Linked DNA regions of Homo sapiens: region 1 is linked to region 2. A link is a loop called in an ENCODE intact Hi-C map of the cell type or tissue named here. Cell type or tissue: heart left ventricle. All regions are shown on one strand. Each heading gives the region's core, and the rest is flanking DNA. Links, peaks and the distances in the headings are about the cores only. Region 1 has its middle 250 kb from the start of ESRRG. Region 2 has its middle 410 kb from the start of ESRRG.

Evidence for each region. A loop is a pair of places that touch in the nucleus more often than their neighbours do. Peaks named below come from ENCODE experiments on the same cell type or tissue, not always from the same donor. Only the 100,000 strongest peaks of a DNase experiment are listed, where the experiment ranks them.
Region 1: a loop joins it to region 2, with 1.8 times the contacts of the local background. A loop is called at or near these places in 3 of 110 quality-filtered maps.

The regions. Positions count from the first base shown.
Region 1 is chr1:216,969,183-216,979,273 of GRCh38, reverse strand. It overlaps a transcript of ESRRG not described here. Among named protein-coding and RNA genes, the nearest start is that of ESRRG, 250 kb to the right of the region's middle. In heart left ventricle, for the core only: no CTCF peak of the experiment used is centred there; no DNase peak of the experiment used is centred there.
Region 2 is chr1:217,128,036-217,137,394 of GRCh38, reverse strand. It overlaps a transcript of ESRRG not described here. Among named protein-coding and RNA genes, the nearest start is that of ESRRG, 410 kb to the right of the region's middle. RefSeq lists enhancers at 1-686, 687-1,398, 2,947-3,713 and a silencer at 2,494-2,788. In heart left ventricle, for the core only: no CTCF peak of the experiment used is centred there; DNase peaks (open chromatin) are centred at 1,607, 1,756 and 2,247; H3K4me3 peaks cover 2,500 bases; H3K27ac peaks cover 1,739 bases; H3K27me3 peaks cover 1,814 bases.

The DNA of each region.
Region 1 (10,091 bases), core at 2,942-5,441, 160 kb after region 2:
CCAATCCTGAATCACACATTAACTCCCTGTAAGGAAAGTCTTTTTCAACATGTCCATACCATAGTCTGAGGAACTGGGGCAGAAGAAGATAGGGCCAGTGATATGGGGTGGGAAGGGTAGGGGTTTAGAGAGACTTTGCAGTTTGAAAAGTCAAGCCAGTCTAAGCTATATTTGTGAGTATATCCAGCTAACTTCCAAATAAAAAGGCAAAAATGGGAGGAGGGGAGGGAGAGAGAGCATGGAGCAAACTTCTCCTCTCTAAGGCTGGATAACTGTTTAGATTAAGTGAGTGAAAGAGAAGAGGTCCCAGCTCATGTGCACATGGTCACTGTGGCTTTTGGACCTGGGAATATTTCACTTCTTTAAGCATGTAGCCTGATCAGCTCCCAGAATTTGAGCTCTCTGGGGAAAAAAAGCTGAAGAGGACAATAAAGGAAAGAGACCTTGGCCTCCTTCTTTGAGAAGCCACAGTGGCTCACAGCTCTCATTTCATTAGTGGACATGTGGAAAAAACTTCCTTTTCAACACAAAATTACTATACCTTAGGGGAAGAGAATAGGGTACTTGCATAGAGATGGCTCTTTCTGCTCTGACTGTCATGGAAGAGATTGACATTCAGAAGCACTGCACACAGTATTGGGGTACTGAGAAACTGGGTTGTCCATGAGACTAGAGATGTGGATAGAGGTTGAAAGATAGATATTGGATGTCCCTTTGCAGTGCTGAGGCCACAGTGTCCGGGAGATCCTTGTTGATTCTGGTAGGGTGAGTATTAGCATGTTTGACTAGATTAAATTTTATTCTCTGTGTGAAACAAGTTACTAGATGTGGGTTTTAGTACCAATTTTGGCACTGTCTGTGTACCTTAGGCCAGGAACTGGCAAACTTGTTCTGTAAAGACCAGAGAATAAATATTTTCTGCCTTGCCAGCTATATAGTCTCTGTTTCACAGCTACTCAACTCTGCCATTATAGTGCAAAAGTAGCTTTAGGCAATATGGAAATGAATGAGTATGGCTGTGTCCCAATAAAACTTTTTTTTAAAAAGGTAGGCATTGGAGGGTGGGAGTTGGGGGTGGTGAATTTGGCCCACCAGAAGTCATTTGCCAGCTCTCGTTTTAAGCAAATAAGTTCTCTTTGTCTCAGTTTCCCCATTCTTCCATGTCTTAGTTTGTTTCCTTCTGCTATAACATAATACAGCCGACTAGATAATCTATAAAGAAAATAAATTCATTTCTCACAATTCTAGTGGCTGGGAAATCCAAGAGCATGGTTCCAGTATCTGACAAGGGCCTTCTTACTGCATCATCCCATGGTGGAAGGGAGAAGGACAAGAGAGCACGTGCAAGCAAGGGGAAATTGGACCAAACTCACCCTTTTTATCAGGAATCTGCTCCTGAGATTATGAACCCACTCCTGAATAATAAAGCATGAATCCATTCATGAGGACCGGTCACCCATGGCCTGATCACCTCTTAAAGACCCCACCTCTTAATGCTATTACAATGGCAGTGAAATGTCAATATGAGTTTTGGTGGGGACATTCAAACCACAGCAACCCAGCTGGTTAATTATTCTTAGCCACCAATGCAGGATGTTGCAGATACCTGGCATGATAAATGGTGCCTAGAAGAAAGAATGCTGAGTAGGGAGTCAGGACACTTGGATTCCTGGAGGCCCCGGCACCTGCCAGCTGAGGAAACTTGGCCCTGTACTTATTGTCTGTGCTTCTATTTCTTCTATTCAGTAAGGGTTACAGCTTCCCAGTCCTCACATTCTATGTAGAAGGGTTTGAGAAAGTCCACTACAAATATTAAGTAAAATAAAGATGATATGTGTAGATAAAAGTCTACTTTTAAAATTTAGTTCACATTATATCTTAGGCATCTATCTATATGTATATGTGTGTGTGTGTGTGTGTGTGTGTGTGTGTATGTATCCTCCTTGGAAACTTTGTTTGTGTAGTCTCCCATTTGTAAGGATTTTTCCTTCTGGTACCATTAGGTTGCATTAAAACTTGACTCTTAAGAGCTTGACAGATAGGTCCAATACCCTAGAGTAAATGTGCGAGTCTAGAGGACAGTAAAGGAAATTTATGCTAAAAAAATTTTTAAGCCAATAATTGAGCAAGTATGTAATTACTTGCTCCAATAAGACTCCCAGGATTTCTCCAAACAATGAAAGAAACACCTTGAAAATAAGAGAGAGCGAGCAAGATTCTACTGGCTTTCACTCTTTTATGACTATAGGCATGACTTATACTAAGTGAGCACTACATAAGAAAGGAAATGACTCCATCTCCATTCCAGATGCTCCATACTGTGGTGTCCACTATAATTAAACTAATAAAAAGAGTAGGGGAAGCTCCAAATTCACTTCTTTTCCCTCTAATGAACTTGACTTAGGCTGGATATGGAATACAATTACCTAAACTCTCTCTCTTTGTTTTTCCTTCTTTATGAAAACCGTAAGAGTAATAAGGAGGAAAGACAGACTCATTTGACTACAATCCATCATTTAAGCACAAAACAAAACACAAACCACATCACTGAAGGGTAATAAAAATGAGTCTAACTGGCAGTTAGGTTCCTACAAATAAAAATTGCTACCATTGCTGCTGTTGCTTCTCTTTGTAAATGAAGAGATGAATGCTACCTTTGTTCAATGAGCCCCTAATTAAGAGGTGTTTAGCATTGAAGGATATCGCTTTGAAAAGATATTGCCAGGTAAATGTCAGACCTATGGAGACACTGGGTTATGAAGGTTACATCTGCTGAAGGTAAACTTAATAAAACAGCCAACAGCACAGACATGGTTTAGAGATTCACCTAATAGCTTAAACATTTGCAACCTCATGGAGTAGTGTCCTAGTTTAATTCTCTCCAACTTATTTTTATTTTAAGCTATGGAGGTTGGAGTGGATGAGGGAAGAGGAGTAATCATTTTCATACACACACACACACACACACACACACACACACACACACATTTAGGAGCATTTTCTACTTTGAAGTGCTGGGTTATGCTTATATGGCTTTAAATGGGTTACTCATTTAGAGTTATTAGAGTGATTTGTATTTTTTATATTTATCTACCTTTAATTTCTACCAATTTTTTTCAAACTTTTTGGATTAATGTAGGACTCTACTAAGAATTTTGTTAGATACACCTTTCCAAGAAACTTGGATTGGAAGTTTCTATTAGGTGTTAGATAATTGCTTAACCTGCTCTGAAGGAAACTTCAGCCCTGGGAGAATTGTGAAGCTCATGGACATTTAGAAGGTGGTTGGATTTGTCATGGAAAGCAGCCCTTTTTGAAATCTTTGTCATGGGTCAAGACCATTTCCTGCTGAGCTTTGTGGGATAAGAAGGTAAAATGATTTGTCCTGGGATCTCTTCCTTCAAATGATATATGTGAAGAATCCCACAGGGAACCAGCACATGCATGTACTCAACAAATGTAGTTCTTTCCCATTGACAAAAGAGATGTCCGGGTTATTTGACCAGTTGCCTATTCCTTAACCTCTTTGATTAAAGGGCATTCTACAATCAAAGGGATTAGATCCCAGACTACCTATTTTTCTCTAGTACCTCTCCTCAAGACTTAAAAGTAGAGATGCAGACTATATAAAGGTTGAGAATTGAATATTTTCAGAATTCTGAGTGTCTTTTTAGTGAGCACTGTATATTTCCAAAGTGCTTGAGATCATTTATTTCTGTGATTTAATAGAGACTAGAGCCAGAATAAAGGAAGGGCCCTCCAAGATTTTCCGCCAAATTGGCAGGGCAACTGCATCATGATAGAAGAATTTATGGCTCCTGTTACCTGGGCTCAACCCGTGCACCTAGCTTTTTGTACTTTCTGGTTTTCCTTCTTTGGATGCTGGTTTTACCAAAAGTTAAACAGAGGTTGCTTCTTTTTGTCTTCCCCTTTCCATGTCTGTCCTTGATCTGACCAGATCATTGTATTTAAAATGGTTGGTAAGAGAGAGGACATTGAAAGAAGAATATGAACTATGTGAAATAGAACAATGGTTGTTCCTTGGCTGATAAAGCAATCTGATCTCATTTCTGAGTCCACCCAGTTGTTGTTTGTTTTTATTAAAAATGTCTGTAAGGGTAACTGTTCTGAGTATGTATCCAAGATAATAACAACGTTAACTGGCTTTGCTGCAGAATCAACAAAAGTAACAAAACCATATGTCTGTTGATTAAGAATGACATAAAACAAATTTGTTAACTAAAACAGATAGTGTCAACAGTTTAAGCAGATATCATATGATGCTTAAATCCTATATTTGCAGTTCTTTTTTCTGGGAAAAAATATTTATAAATTACTTCTTAAAGCATGATTGTAGCCTGCTGAGAAAATTCTGAAAGAAAATTAAAAAAAAAAAAAAGCACAAAAGGAAGTGTAACCCAGAAACTGCCCTCCCTGTCCTCCGAGGGGAGAGAGAGAATGAGAGAAAAGTCTGGGGGTGGGGAGGGAAAGAGACCCATATACTTCATCCAGGGAAAGTAATTGAAAATGCTAATTCTCTGCCCACAGACTAAAACTTTGAAGGACAGGTCCTTGTCATTGGACTCCTCAAGAAACAGCAGAGCAGAAATAAAAATAGATCATTGACCAAACATATCTCTTTCAAACTGAGAAGTTTTAAAGTGCTGCTGCCCATTTTTTTCTGTTTAAAAAATTATAAACCTTTTTATTTTTTACCCTGAGAACTTTGGAGGCTAATGTATATGTGGTTTAGGAATAAAAATATTATGAATCTCAGCTTAAGAAATGTTGAGATCTTTTTGTTGCTATTTTTTTCCCCTTTGGAAAATGAATACCTGCAAGAGTTAGGTCTAGGTTATTGTCATATCAGGAGTTTCAGAGACATAAGTCAACTGGAAAGATTTAAAAAAGATATATAATAGTTGCATGTATTTTGGGATATATGTGATATTTGGATGCATGCTACAATCTGTAATGATCAAATCAGGGTAATTGGGATGTCTGTCACTTCAATCATTTGTCTTTTCTTTGTTTTGGGAACATTCCAATTCTTCTAGCTGTTTTGAAATATACAATAAAGTACTTTTAACTATAGTCTTTCTAATTAGCAAGACTTTTGGGAAGATGAATATAGTTGAAAGTTACCTACTTATGTTCTTTAAAAAGAAATATTAATGATAATGATTCTACTATGATAATAATCTTTTTCTATTGTAATTGTAAGCTCAAAAGTTACACCGGGGTTTGTGACTGAGTTACTGTGTTATAACTAGTGGGGTTGGGACAATTAGGATAACACAGTTTTTGAAAGTGGCCCGAACATATAGTTTGTTAAAAACCAGGGATACGCTTATGGGTTTTTAAGAATCAAGAATGCTGTTATAGTAGCTAGATTTGGGATTCATCTATTCATTCATTCATCCTTTTATTCTTTTTTTTTTTTTTTTGAGACAGAGTTTCACTCTTGTTGCCCAGACTGGAGTGCAATGGCACTATCTCAGCTCACCGCAACCTCTGCCTCCCAGGTTCAAGCAATTCTTGCGCCTCAGCCTCCCGAGTAGCTGGGATTAAAACCATGTACCGCCACACCCAGCTAATTTTGTATTTTTAGTGGAGATGGGGTTTCTCCATGTTAGTCAGGCTGGTCTCGAACTCCCGACCTCAGGTGATCCACCCGCCTCGGCCTCCCAAAGTGCTGGGATTACAGGCATGAGCCATTGCTCATGTTAAGATGTTAAAGCCATCCTTTAACATCTGCATATGGGTCCAGCACTGCTTCTGGGCCCTGGGGCAACAGCAGCGACCTGACAACACTGAGGGAGTGGTTGTGTAGATGTCTGGGAGGGGTATATTCCATAATGGGAACAGCAGGTGCAAACATTCTATGGAAGGGGACTGAGTGGTATGTTCAAGTAAAGCGAGGACAGCAGAAGGACTGGGCTGAAGTTCCTCATGGAGAGGACAATGAGAGGTGATGTCAGAGGAGAAACAGGAGTACTGCAGGGTGTGTAGGCTCATTAGGCCGGTATCATGGCTGTGGCTTTTACCCTGAATGAGATAAAACCATTTATAGGATTTTGAGGTGAGGAGTGACATGATCTTACTTACCTTTTTGAAGGATCATCCCAGCAGCTGTTTAGAAAATAGACCGACAAGGGGCTAGGACAGAAGCAGGGAGCCTCATTGAGAGGCTGCTGCAGTTCTCCAGGGAGGACACACAGTGGTTTGGACTCCAGTGGTAGACATGGAGGTGGGGAGAAGTGGTTAGATTCCCTGGGTCTGCTTCAAAGGTAGTGCCAACAGGATCTGGCGATGGTTTAGATGTAGGGTAAAAGAGAATGAAAATCTTCAAATCACAGACTCCCATTCCACTACCTTAAATACCTTAATCTCTCATTTTAATATCAACCAGAACAACACAAACTTTTACACGCACCTGCACTGTACTTTAAAAATTTAAAAGCTTTTATTTACTTTGTTCTTGTTGCACTTATGTAGTACATACTAGTTCATCTTTCAGATGAAATAACAGTGGCCTAGTGACATTAAATACTCTGACTAAGCGTATGCAGCCAGTCATTGGCAGAGCAGACACTTAAACTTGTGTTTCTACAGAATTGATGTCATAAAGATAATCCTCCTTATTAAGTGCTGAGACCATACCTTCTGAGGTTCCAGCATGTCAGTGACCCAGACAGTCCGTTGATGAGCAGAGTCAATGTGACACATTCCTAATACTGTTAGATGCTACTGCTGTATGTTAGTATGGATTATAGTTTGTATATGAACATGGAGGTTCTGGCCTACAGTGAAGTACATTTGACTGTGTACTTGGTGTTATTTTTTTCTGGTAACTAGCAATTAATGTACTCAGTTTTGGCCACTTCACTCTCATCCAGTGATTCTTAGGTGTCCCATTGGCAATTATTTGTGGTTCAGGGATGTTTCCTGAGTTACTAAGATAGGAGCAAGCCTAATTAGCCAAGCCAACAACTATAACTCTGACAGTAACTCCTGATAGATTGCTGACCACTTGACTCACCTATCACAGTTGCCATCTTTTTATGAATGTGGACAAAAACCGGCATAATTTTAGCATATCAGGTTGGTAGTTGAGAAAGCCAACTGGCACTCCAATTGGTCTGATAGGTGGATTCAAGGCTAAAGTGCAAGTTGAACTATCTATTAATGGAAAAAAATATAAATAGAAAAAAAAACTCTACCAATTTTGTTCATCAGAGGTAATAATGTCTAAACACCCTAACCTCAAAATCATTAGTCCTGAATATCTCAATCAATATGAATCTCTCAGAAATCAATTTGCTGCTACAAATATGATTGTTTAGTAATTCACAAGTTATGGGCCTTCAGGCTAGAAGAGATTAGCGTAGCTGAAGGAAAAGAGATAATCTTCACCTCAGATAAGATTTCAATTAAAAGAAGACAATGTCTACCAAATACAGTTTAGTGTTTGACGTGTCACTCTTTTATGTGTGTGTGTTTTGAGCTGTATGTCCTACTGGGGAGAAATCAATTTAGTTCAGTCTCATTGTTCGTTTTCAGATCAGAGCTATTTAGCTGTTTTCCTGAAGCATCATAAATATTTTATTAAAATAAACCATTGCAAATTTCGGTTTTACTTACTAGATTAAAACCAATAATTTTAAATAGCTAATGACTGGTGCCAAATCACAGAGACATTTTTCTCTGCAGTATTGAGGAGAAATAACAGATGAATCTTTTGAGGCATTTTGGTAACTGTTTCATGGCTTTTCTGTTTTATATCAGAGAGGGGAATATTGTTTTACGAATTTTGCCTTTGGAATGGCCCGTGCCCAATGTCATCAGTTTGGATGACACGCATTTCCAATACGTGTACTTCTTTCTAACACGTTGCTTTCGTAATAAATCTGTTCACTGTAAAGATATTGCTAAGTCTGGCTTCATGAGTGCTCTCCCTCCATTCTGCAGTTATGCAATGTGGACATTCCAATTACTAATGATTCTTATAGATCTCACTTTGATTCTCTTCATTGTCTATTCTTCATCAAGAGTTCTCTGGCCTAAGAATCTCTTTAAACTGTTGTAAGGAGAGAACATATTTTTTTTTCTCAAACAGTATTTTCTGCAGTCAGTGGCTGAAATGTTCTTCTACACTATTTTATAATGGAGCAGATAACTATTGGAATGAGGGTTTCCAGGGTCACTGCTATACACCCAAGAGAATGTCCTGTCACCTGAATGACTTGGTTCTGCCCCCACCCTGGGCCACACCCCCATGTAGGGCTGGGTGACCTTTCTGTCTATTTGCATAATCTTCCTTCCTTGGATTTATTCTCTGTGCCTGGGTCAAAAAAAGGGGCTCATTAATAAACATTTATTGAGCACCAACAGGGTATTATGTTCCAGATATATTCCCTTCCCTGTAGGTTTGGAATCCACAATTTTGGCTCCCAGCAGTCACCTCTGCCCTGATTTTGAGAAGAGTAAGGTATCTAAGCAATTGAAAGGACATTCAAATATTTGTGAACTTCAAAGGGGGATAGTCCTTCATCTAAAATGTCCTTTTAGATGGTCAAAACTTCTAAATATTCTACTTGTCTAGCAAAGCACAGTGAACTGTGAGTTTCTGGGATGCAGATAAACCATGATTAGGTTAAAAATATTAACACTCATAGATAATAATTAGGTTCTCAAGTTAAAAACATCTGTTCTGTTAGGTGTGAGGACCAGAGAGAAAAAAAGAACCACATAAAAATTGAAGAACCTTGTCAAGGTCATTGGCATCTAATTTTTAAAGTTATCTGAGCTAGGTAGCCATTGTGCTAAAAATTCCGTCAGGAGGCAAAGTTGAAGAAGACACTATGTTTTTAGAATGTGTGAAGCTTTTTACTGAAGCATGATACATAATTGAAAATGCCTTTAGCAAATTCCTGCTTTAATGGGAAAATACTTTGTCATGCAGTTTTTCAATTAGTATTCACTAATTCAAATTGGTTTATCATTTACCCAACTGCACATTAGATTTTTAGTGATGCATTTTCTCATTTTATTTGTGGATTTTCCAGTTGATAGTAAAACTCTGGTGGCTTCAGTAATGTTTCCATGGGTGATTCTTAGCATTTTTCTGTCTAATATAGTAGCCCACTTGAACTTGACTCTGGTGAAAAGCTATGGGGTTGTAGCTGTTTGAATTAGAATCTGGGATGGGAGGAAGGGAGAAATTTGAATTTGAAATAAAGAAGGTGATGATTCTTTCATGTGCCATTGTCTCTTCCCCTCAGATTCAAGAGAATTCACACCTCAGTTATGAAAGGCATCTTCCATCACAAATTTAACATTCTTGCTTGAAAACATCACAAATTTAACATTCTTGCTTGAAAATTTCAGCTGGGCACCGTGGCTCATGCCTGTAATCCCAGCACTTTGAGAGTGCTGAGGTGGGCGGATCACCTGAGGTCAGGAGTTTGAGACCAGTCTGACCAACATGGAGAAACCCTGTCTCTACTAAAAATACAAAATTAGCCGGGCATGGTGGTGCATGCCTGTAATCCCAGCTACTCAGAAGGCTGAGGCAGGAGAGTTGCTTGAACCAGGGAGGCGGAGGTTGCGGTGAGCTGAGATAGCGCCATTGCACTCTAGCCTGGGCAACAAAAGCGAAACTCCGTCTCAAAAAAGGAAAGAAAATTTCTATAGAAGGGCCAATAGTCCAAAATGTGGTTCCTAAAACATCAGTCAGTCAATCACTTAAGTATTTACTAAGTACTGAAGGTAAACTTATAATTATGTTAGATCATGGGTTGTGGTCAGTGGAAACATAAAATAGGTTTACCTATTTTTTATGTTTTTTTCTATGTTTTTTTTCAATTTGGATGAGGAAAAACTTAATCAAAAATAAGTTCCTTGAACACCATAAGGGTCAGAAAATTTCAACATTCATTCATTCGTTTAGTCATTCATTCATCGAATACTTAAAGAATATCTCTCCTCAAGTGGGTTACTAATATCAGATTTTCTATGTTTACATTTATTCTCCTCACTGGAAGGTGAGCTTCATGACAGTAGAAAATGTTAGGCCACTGCCATATCCT
Region 2 (9,359 bases), core at 50-2,549:
TGCCTGAGCCCCCTTAGTATTTCTGCATTTTTCCACTCTTTCCAAACTGGATTCTGGGACAGAGTAACTTTTGCGTTTAAGAGGAGGTAACTAGTGGGAAGCGGTCTTAGGAGGAGGTAACTGGTGGGCAGCGGTGTTAGGAAAGGCGCGATTGGGTCAGCAACGCCACTACATAAACTGCATGGGGGACCCTGTTTGGTTTTTGCCCTTTGGGGTACTAGTAGAGGTTAGGCGTTTGACCTCTTGTGTAGTGTACTGGCTGCTGGCATTGGGCAGAGGTGGGGCACTGGAAAGAAAAAGCACCACTGTCCTCCGGCTCCCTCCCCCCCAGCTACTAGTCGCTTTAGGCCCACGGGACGGGCTTGACTCCCATTTCGCAGGCCTGACACTGAGGCAGAGAACGTCCAAAGAGGAGCAGAGCAACGTCCCTGCATCTGCGGACTCTCCTCTCCCGGTACCTGGCGTCAGCTGCAATATCTCCAATTTCCTCAATCCCCACACCCATCCGTGCTGATCGTCCTATTGACCCTGGTTTCTGTGCGACATTCAGGATAAATTTAGCGTAGCAACCTCAGGAACTGGGAAGTTTGGTGTATGGAGCGAGTGTCTGTTATATTCGGGGGGCTTTATTTTTAAGGAAGCACCTAGAATGAAAATGAAAATCCTACTGAGCCAATCACCACCCACAATCCGGCCTGGCCAAAAGGAAAGGGGAAGGGCGGGCAGTAAGTTGTGTTCAGGAATCTCAGTCAAGTAGATCCCATCCGTTGGGTCTGCAGATGTGAGCGGGTGCAGCAAAAGGGCGTCCAGGGACAGGGGTGAGGGCGTGCGGGGTGATTAGTAAGCAAGACCCCATGGCAAAACCCCACGGAGCTATCTCGCAGCTCAGGCTTACGCTAGAGCTGGCGCCCCCAAGCAAGCGATGACGTGACCCGGGTGCCCGCGTTTGCCCTCCCGGTAGGCCAGAGCCTAGGGTTGAAGTAAAGTTGCTGAGTGGGTTATTGTCGCTTCTGGGAAAGGAAATCTGCACTGCAGGAACTCCTTTGTGCCTTCCGCACTCACCTTTCGCACTTCCATCTAAAATTCTGGGTTACCTAAATTCCTGTCCCAGTACCTCAGGAAAACGCCAACTCCTGGCGTTGCTTTCCCTTTCCCTCCCACTCACTCCGGTACTCCCAGAGAGAAACCCGGCTCCGGATCGCCCTCCGCCCCCTGTCTTCAACAGCCACCCTCCCTGGGAGCTCCGCTCTTTGCCCTTCCCATCCAGTGCCAGTTGTTGGGTGGGGGAGAAGGGTAGCAAAGGTAGGTGGGTAGAGAAGGTCAGATAAATGGCGAGATTCTTACCCCCTTCCGCAAAAATTAACACCACTACTGTAAATTCTAATAAAATTAAATTTCATCTCTCTCTCCCAATCTATCCCCTCACAACTACTGCAAAGGGGGCGGGGGTGGGAGTAAGGTCGTCCCCAGAAAAGGGGGGATCTTGAGCAAAATGCACGCCTGCTCCTCTTATTTGTTAGTTGCTTCGGTCAAAAAGTTTGCTATTTATAGGCTACACGCGGCAGCCCGAATCCCCGCGCCCGCTTCCGAGTGCAAAGTGAGAGCGATCCCGGAGGCGCCCAGCGGCCCGACTCCGTCGTGTCCCGTGATTTGTTTTGTTTTATTTCTGCTCTCACGCGGCAAGCAGCCAGGGAGAAGACCGTGGGGAGCCCCGAAACACCCTCTGGTAGTGGCAAAGAAAACAGTTCTGCAGTCGGTGAATGTGGGTCCGCGCCTGACCCCGCTTCGCGCGCGCGGGCGAAAAGGCTGGGAGGAGGTGCAGCCGCCCTGCCGCCGCCGCCGCCAACACCGCCGCCGCCGCCGCCGCGCGCGCGCCCCTTGCTCAGTCCTTGGCCTCCGCCTCTGCCCCTTCAACCTCCAGCTCCACACGCTTTCTCTTGTCCCTCCTCCCCCTTTGATTTCTCCCTTCTCATTCTCTATTTCGCTGTATCTCTTACCCTCCCCTCACCTCTTTGGCCCTACCCTCAACTTCCAGCTGAGTTTGCATCTGGGCGCAAAATGAGTCAAGACTGGCCTTTACGTGGGAGGCGGGGTGGGCGTGTGTGTTTCATAAAGAATAAAACTGTACGGGGCTGGGCGGAGCAGGGGGTGAGGAGGGGGAAAAGCGCGTGCCCGAGCTGGCCCTAGAGGGCTGCCCCGCGCGCTGGGGGAGGGGACGAGGTGCGTCCAGATGGAGACCTTTCCTTTCGCAGTAGCTCTGACCTGGGAATGAGGACGCAGTGCCCAGGAAGCCTGGCCATTTGGCACCATCCCTCTGCGGTGCGGGGACAGATCTCTCTTAATCAAAATCTCAGAACCGCCCTGGGCGGAAAGCGGGGAAAGGAGAGGAAGGAGAGGCTGGGACTAGCCGGAAATAGAGTCAGGGTCAGGTCCCTGAATTCCAGGTAAACTGGGCGCTGCGGCACCTTTTTCCAGCGGCTGCGGCCAGGACTCGCTTGCTGTGAGAGCAAAGGTGCAAGCGGATCGCGGCGGTCGGTCCACAGGCCTTGACCTTGTCCTCTTTTTCTAAATGCCAGAGCCGCAGACTATGCGGTTTTAGAAATCAAACGTCAAGGGGACGGGACCACAGCAGGCTGGCGAGGTTCCTCGAGCCTCAGCCCGGAGCAAGAGAAACGTAGCCGCGCCAAACACGCGGGGAAGAGCTGTGCGCTCGGAGCCGCAGCCAGGCGCTCTTTCTCTCAGGCGCGCAGCGGCTGGCTGGAAACTCGCGCACGGCGGGTCAAAGTGCCCTTTCCCGCCTGAGCTGAGGTACACTTTTGGGGGTACGGGGTGTGGAGAAAGTTGTGACTGAAAATAACCTCGGGTCTTGGATCCATGAGGCCGAAAATGAGAGGCCAGAGCGGGGGTAGGGAGGAATTAAGAACAAGTAAGTGGAGACCGCTGGCTTCGCTTCTCTGGCGCGCAGGGCCCTGTGCCCTCACTGCGCGCATCGAGATCAACTTCTTAGGCACCACCAGTTTCTCCTTCCTCTGTAGATGTCGCAGTTAGAGTCCCCTTTTGGCCACATTCCCCCAAAAGTGCCCAGGCGGTCTTTGCGGATAGATTAGCAGGGAGAGAAGATCCAGCGCCAGTCTGTGTCGGTGCCATTTGGAGGAGACCTACTCCCCAGGGTGTGTGCGCCCGAAGTTCCCCGTCACAAACCATGGGGGCTGGAGCGCGGTCTGTTCCCAGCTCGCATCCCCAGTTCCCTCCCGAGCTCACATTGCAGCAGCAGTCTGGTTCAGACAGGACCCGGGGCGCCCGCATCTGGCCCGGAGCTGCCCAGATTCTCAACCTGGCCCTCCCAAAACCGCTTTCCAAAACTCAACTGCAAAGTTAAAAGCAGAAACAAGTTTCTGCCACTAACTCTGGGCCACATTCGGGGATATGGGTAGATGCGAAACTTAGTACATCTTCATAGGCAGAAACCGGTGGCTCTGACCTCTAAATGTTGGAATTCAGGTGCTGGAGGTGCGATGTCTCAGTATCTCTCAGCCCCATTCCCCAACTGTAAATGCGCTCAGCTCTTTGGTTGAGGGTTTATCTTAGCTGTTGATCTTTGCCCTAGGCCCTAATGGGAAGGGAAGGAAAGGAGAGAACAGGTCAAAGTAAGAAAGGCAGAAGTACTGAGGAAAAGAGAGAAGGAAAAGACTCAAAGTAAAAGCACAGTTAGAAAGAAAGAAAGAAAGAAAGAAAGAAAGAAAGAAAGAGAGAGAGAGAGAGAAAGAAAGAAAGAAAGAAAGAAAGAAAAAAGGAAAACACCATTGCTAGCTGTCTTTCTTTCCACCTTGTTCAGTTTGAAAAGCCCAGGACTTTCAAGAGTGAAGGAGTTAGTTAGCCAAGGACCCTCAGACACATTTAGATACCCCATCCCCAAAATGTTTCTATGACACGCGTCGCTCAAGTATTGGCCAAAGTTGGAGAAGGCCCGAGCGTGGGCTCCCAGTACCTCCGGCAATTTTACTTTAGCATAAACTCTGGGTCCTGAAGATGGGGCGCTAGGCGCCAGGCTCCTGGGTAGCGGTGGGAGCATAGTGTTTGTAGTCTAAATCATTCATTCCGCTTTCAAGAATTTTGTGAAGCATTAGGGCTTTTCCCGCCTTTGACGGGATCTTAAAATTCGGGAGCTTCCGTCGCTTAGGAAAGTGACTTGCTCTGGCTGTGAGACTCACTCGCTCAGCTCTCTATGCGGCAATGCTGGCCATAGCTTTCTAGTTCGCTCTCCCAACAGCAGGCTTCTTTCTGGCCTGTCCTTCCCGCGCTAGGCCTCTGTGGCCTGACCTCTAGAGCCCTGGGTCTTTCCTCACAGTCTGGGGCTCTAGATAGGAAGGACCCCAAGTTCTCTTTCTCCTTGCGAGTAAAGATGACATTTCCACCATGTAGACAAAACTAGACAAGAAACTTTCGGGGTATGGAAGGGAGGTGGTGACAGAGAACGGAGAGGCCCATTTGTTTCCAAATCAGTTAGTGAAGAAAGAAGAAATTTCATTTCCTCCAAATTAGCTCGTTTTCAAGCAACTCTGGAAAATGGCAGAAAGAGGAATTGTCCTCTTAGAAATACTTCAGATCTGTGACCTGTAACCCCCAAAACGAGGCAAGGACGGGGTAACCATGCACCTGTAACCCCCAAGAAGAAGCAACAAGAGAGTGTCCATGCACGTGGAATTGGACAGAAGTGGGTACCTGTGCCCATCTGCATACAGGCCCTGCTTTTCTTAGACGACCGACCTTAGATCATGGTTATAAGTGGCAGCCACCATTTTACCAATAATCAGAGCATAATCTCTTGACAGTTCCTAAATTGTGTTTTTCGTGGTGCCACTGGCTGCTAAGTTGCCAGGGATGCGATAATCAGCTTGAACCATCCCAGACCAAGATAACTTTATGAGCCTTGAAATTCCCCACCTTTCTCAATCCCACTTGCAATTCCTCAGCCACCGTCCTTCCTTCTCTACCAGCATGGCTGTGTCATCTGGGTACTAAAATGGCCTGAGAACCAATCCCAGTTGTTCCTCTCCCTTTTCCCAGCTAGACCTTTGACTAGAATACGGAATTAATTGGCCTAGCTCAAGGTGTCACACACCTGTAATCCCAGCACTTTGGGAGGCCAAGGCAGGAGGATCACTGGACTCTGGGAGTTTGAGACCAGCCTGAGCAACACAGTGAGACCTCCCTCTCTACAAAATTAAAAAAATAAAATTACTGAGCATGGACAGATGAAGGCAATGGCTAAGCTTTTCCTAAAAGTTGGAACAATTCCTTTCCTCCCTCCTTTTCCACTCTGATCCCCAACATCATCTTTCTTGGGTCAGCAACTCCAGAGCTCCAGCAATGGGGTCTTCCTAATCTTGTGCCCTCCCTTATTGGGATTTCTTTTTCTAAGAGGTCAGTGTCTAGAGGAACTGAGTATAGTCTCCTTCCAGGATTTTATTTGATCATCAAATTTACACATTTCAAGGCAAAGAGCTGAGGCCTGAAACCCAGATGTCAGGAGGGAAGGAATTAGGGAGAACCCAGAGAACTAAGTGACTCTTTGACAAGGAATTTCAATTAACTTGATACTTTTCTATTAGGTCTCACCAATTTGAACTCAAATTTTTCCCCTTAAGTGAAGAAATAGAATTCTCCGATTATGTATTAGCCATATGTTCAGGGCTGTATTCTGGCTGAGCATTTTTAGAAGTTGACCACTGAATACGTATACAACCTCCAAAGTCTTCTGCGCCCTCCAATATCTCACTTCATTTTGACATAAAATAAAAGCATTTACTTTCATCCAGTTCTTGGTCACCTTCAACAGGTTGGTTTCAGTTGCTGTATTTCTCAAATTTCCTTACAATAACAGCACATGAACCAGATATGTTTGGATTCTGTGGGACAGGATTACTCCCTCTTCAATTCTCCAGGTAGTTCTAGCTAAAACTGCCTTTGCTTTCACCTGAGTTAGATACATGCTTGAGATCAAAGTGAAGATATTTTTTTAACTTGAATTATTCAAATACTTGCTCACTGTTTTTTTTTTTCTTTGCTATTTGGAATAAACCTGGTCATTAATAAATATGGTCATATTAACCTTTAAATAGACATGTCATAAAAGATAAACATGCCTTTTTATGTAGAAATTTTCTTTGAGGTGTTTAAAAATCATAGCTTGGGTATTTAACATAGCTTCAGGAAATTGGACCTTTGCAATTAATGGACAACTGAACTTATTTTCAGAACTTTTCATTTAACTTTAGCATACTTCTTCAGAATTATGTTCTCTAATCCAACTGAATCTGCCTTTAATTGCTTTAACAAGTATGTGTTTAAATGAGATTGTTTTCAACATATCCACCTGTACAACCTGTTTGACGGGAGTTTACAATTCAGAAAAATTAAATTCGTGGCAATATAGTATATTCTACTGATCCATTTATTTAAGCTATATTTTATTGCTAACGTCTTAATAGTTAAAAAAAAGACAATAAAAGGCATTTCTTCGTGGGAGAAAATGTATGTGTTCTTTTTCAGGAAGGCTTGATGAATACTTAGTTTGTCTCCTATGTTCTTTATTTTTTCTGTCAGATACATCATTGCTTCTGATTCATTGATCCCATATAAGTTAAAAGAAGATTCAAGTTACTGATTTCTGAAAAATTATATCCCCCTTTTACCAAAATAATTAATATTCAATTATTTTTAATCAAACATTTTAATGTAATTTAGAAGAGAGAAAACTCCTACACATATTCATTAATTGATGATTACCAAATTAGCTAAACTATTGACAGTGAACATTTGGAAGTGGAGATGTAACATCAGGAAGGGTGACATTTCGGGACCAGTGCAGTGGCTCACACCTGCAGTCCCAGCTCTTTGGGAGGCCCAGGAGAGAGAATTGCTTGAAGCTAGGAGTTCAAGACCAGCCTGAGCAACATAGCAAGATCCCTTGTCTAAAAAAAGAAAAAGAAAAATTAGCCAGGCATGGTGGTGCATGCCTGTAGTCCGAGCTACTCAGGAGGCTGAGGCAGGAAGATAGCTTGAGCTCCAGAGTTCAAGGCTGCAGTGAGCTAGGATCCCACTGCTGCACTCCAGCCTGCACAACATAGTGAGACCCCCTCTCTCTATAAATAGGTAAATAAGTAAAGTTGCAGTTTCTGCTATCAATGTGACAAACCAAAAATGATATTCAAGATCAAAGGGCAAATGATAAGTGGCACAATGAAATAAAGGGAATAAGGACAACTTGTCAGCTGCTATCTTCTAGATGTAGTATTCCACTCCTTAAAATCATTTGGGTGATATATTGTGTGAAATTATTTTGTATAGGAAGAAGAAGCTTTTTGCTTCTTCTGCTGGGGGTTCAAGTTAATATTTACTTTTTAATGAGGTAAACTTCACGTAACATCACATTTATCATTATAACTATTTTAAGCAATATAATTCAGTGGCTTTTTTTTTTAACATTCACCATGATGTGCAACCTTCGTCGCCATCTGAATCCAGAACATTTTTATCACTCCAAAGGGAAGCCTCATCCTGTAAACAGTCACTCCTCATTCTTCCCTCCCCTTCAGCCACTGTCAAGCCTTAATCTGCTTTCTGTCTCTATGGGTTTGCCTATTCTGGACATTTTATAGTTGGAATCATTTAACATTTGGCCTTTTGTATCTGGCTTCTTTCTCTTATTATCTTCATATAACTTCATTTGTTATGAAGGTTCATCCATATTGTAACATGAGTCAGTTCTTCATCCCTCTTTATCGCTGAATAGTATTCAATATTATGGATATATCACCTTTTGTTTACACATTCATCAGCTGATAGGCATTTGGGTTGCTTCCACTTTTTGGTTATTATGAATAATGCTGCTGTGAACACCTGTGTACAAAGTTTTGTTTAAACATATGTTTTCTGCTCTCTTGGGTCCAACTTTGTTTAGGAACCAACCATACTTCTTTCCACAGCAGCTACATAATTTTACATTCCCATTAAAAATGTATGTGGGATTTAATTTCTCCATTCCTCATCAACATTTATTTTCCTTTTATTTCTGATAGCCATACTAGTGGGTGTAAGTGGTAATTCACTGTTGTTTCGATTTGTATTTTCCTAGTAACTAATGATGCCAAGTATATTTTCATGTGCTTATTGACCATTTGTATATTCTCTTTGGAGAAATGTCTATTCAGAGTCTTGACGATTTTTAAATTGGGACTTTTGTCTCTTTGTTGTTGAGTTGTAAGAGTTCTTTATATATTCCGAATATTAAATCCTAAGATATAGGATTTGCAAATATTTGTATTTTCTCTTATTCTGTGGGTTTTTTTAACACTTTGTTGATAGTGCTCTGTTATTCATAGAAGTTTTTAATTTTGATGAATTCCCAGTAGTATGTTTTTGAGACTGGGGTCTCATTATGTTGCCCAGGCTGGTCTCCAACTTCTGGGCTTAAGTGATCCTCCTACCTCCGCCTGAGGAGATAGCAGTAGTTATTTTTAACAATAAAGACATTACACATCCATGAAAAGACTCAGATTAAACATAACACAAAACAAAAATTTAAAACCCAAGTAAAGAGAAGACACTTCTTTAATGCCCAATCAACTTTACCAAATGCAGATTATCAGGGAGTATGTAAAGTTATTGCTGTTCAAGAAAAGGAAACAGGTGGGGCTACACTGACCTTTTTCTTCGAAGAAGTCCTGAGTTATTCAGATAAGGTGTCTAGCCTATGAATGAGATCTTTTATCTCAGGATGACAGTAGTTATTTTTTTTTAAATTATCATTATCAAATTCATCTACCAAGAAATTTCAAATAGTCTCCTCTGTTTAAATAACATTAAGGAGCTGCCTTAAACCAACAATAACCAGGAAAATCAAAAGGTTGACAGGGTGTTTCTAATTTAGCAGTTTCTAACACATAGGCCACAGTAGTCAGATGACATGCTTGTAAAGTTACTGAGAGAAAGTTCTTGGAGTCAGAGAGCAGAGAAACTAAATCATTGCAAAACATTTTTAAGACAAAACTTAATAAAAGAGTAAGGATATCAATGGACATTATTAAATGTAAAGGCTTTGCTTATTGTTTTAAATTGGTTGCTTTTAGGTAATTAATTTATTGATTGAAAACAACGAATGCAGTGGTTTGGATGAGATCTTCATTTTATTTTAATTAGTTAGTTATTGAGTAAGAAGACTTATGGTGGACACTGGTTTGGAGACCTCCGATTTTGTCCACTAGTGGTCTTGGATCAAATTTCTGCATTTGTCATTTTATGGAGTGTGCTAATGGGCAAACCCCTGGATACTGCCTAAGTACCTGTGCACAGTGCTC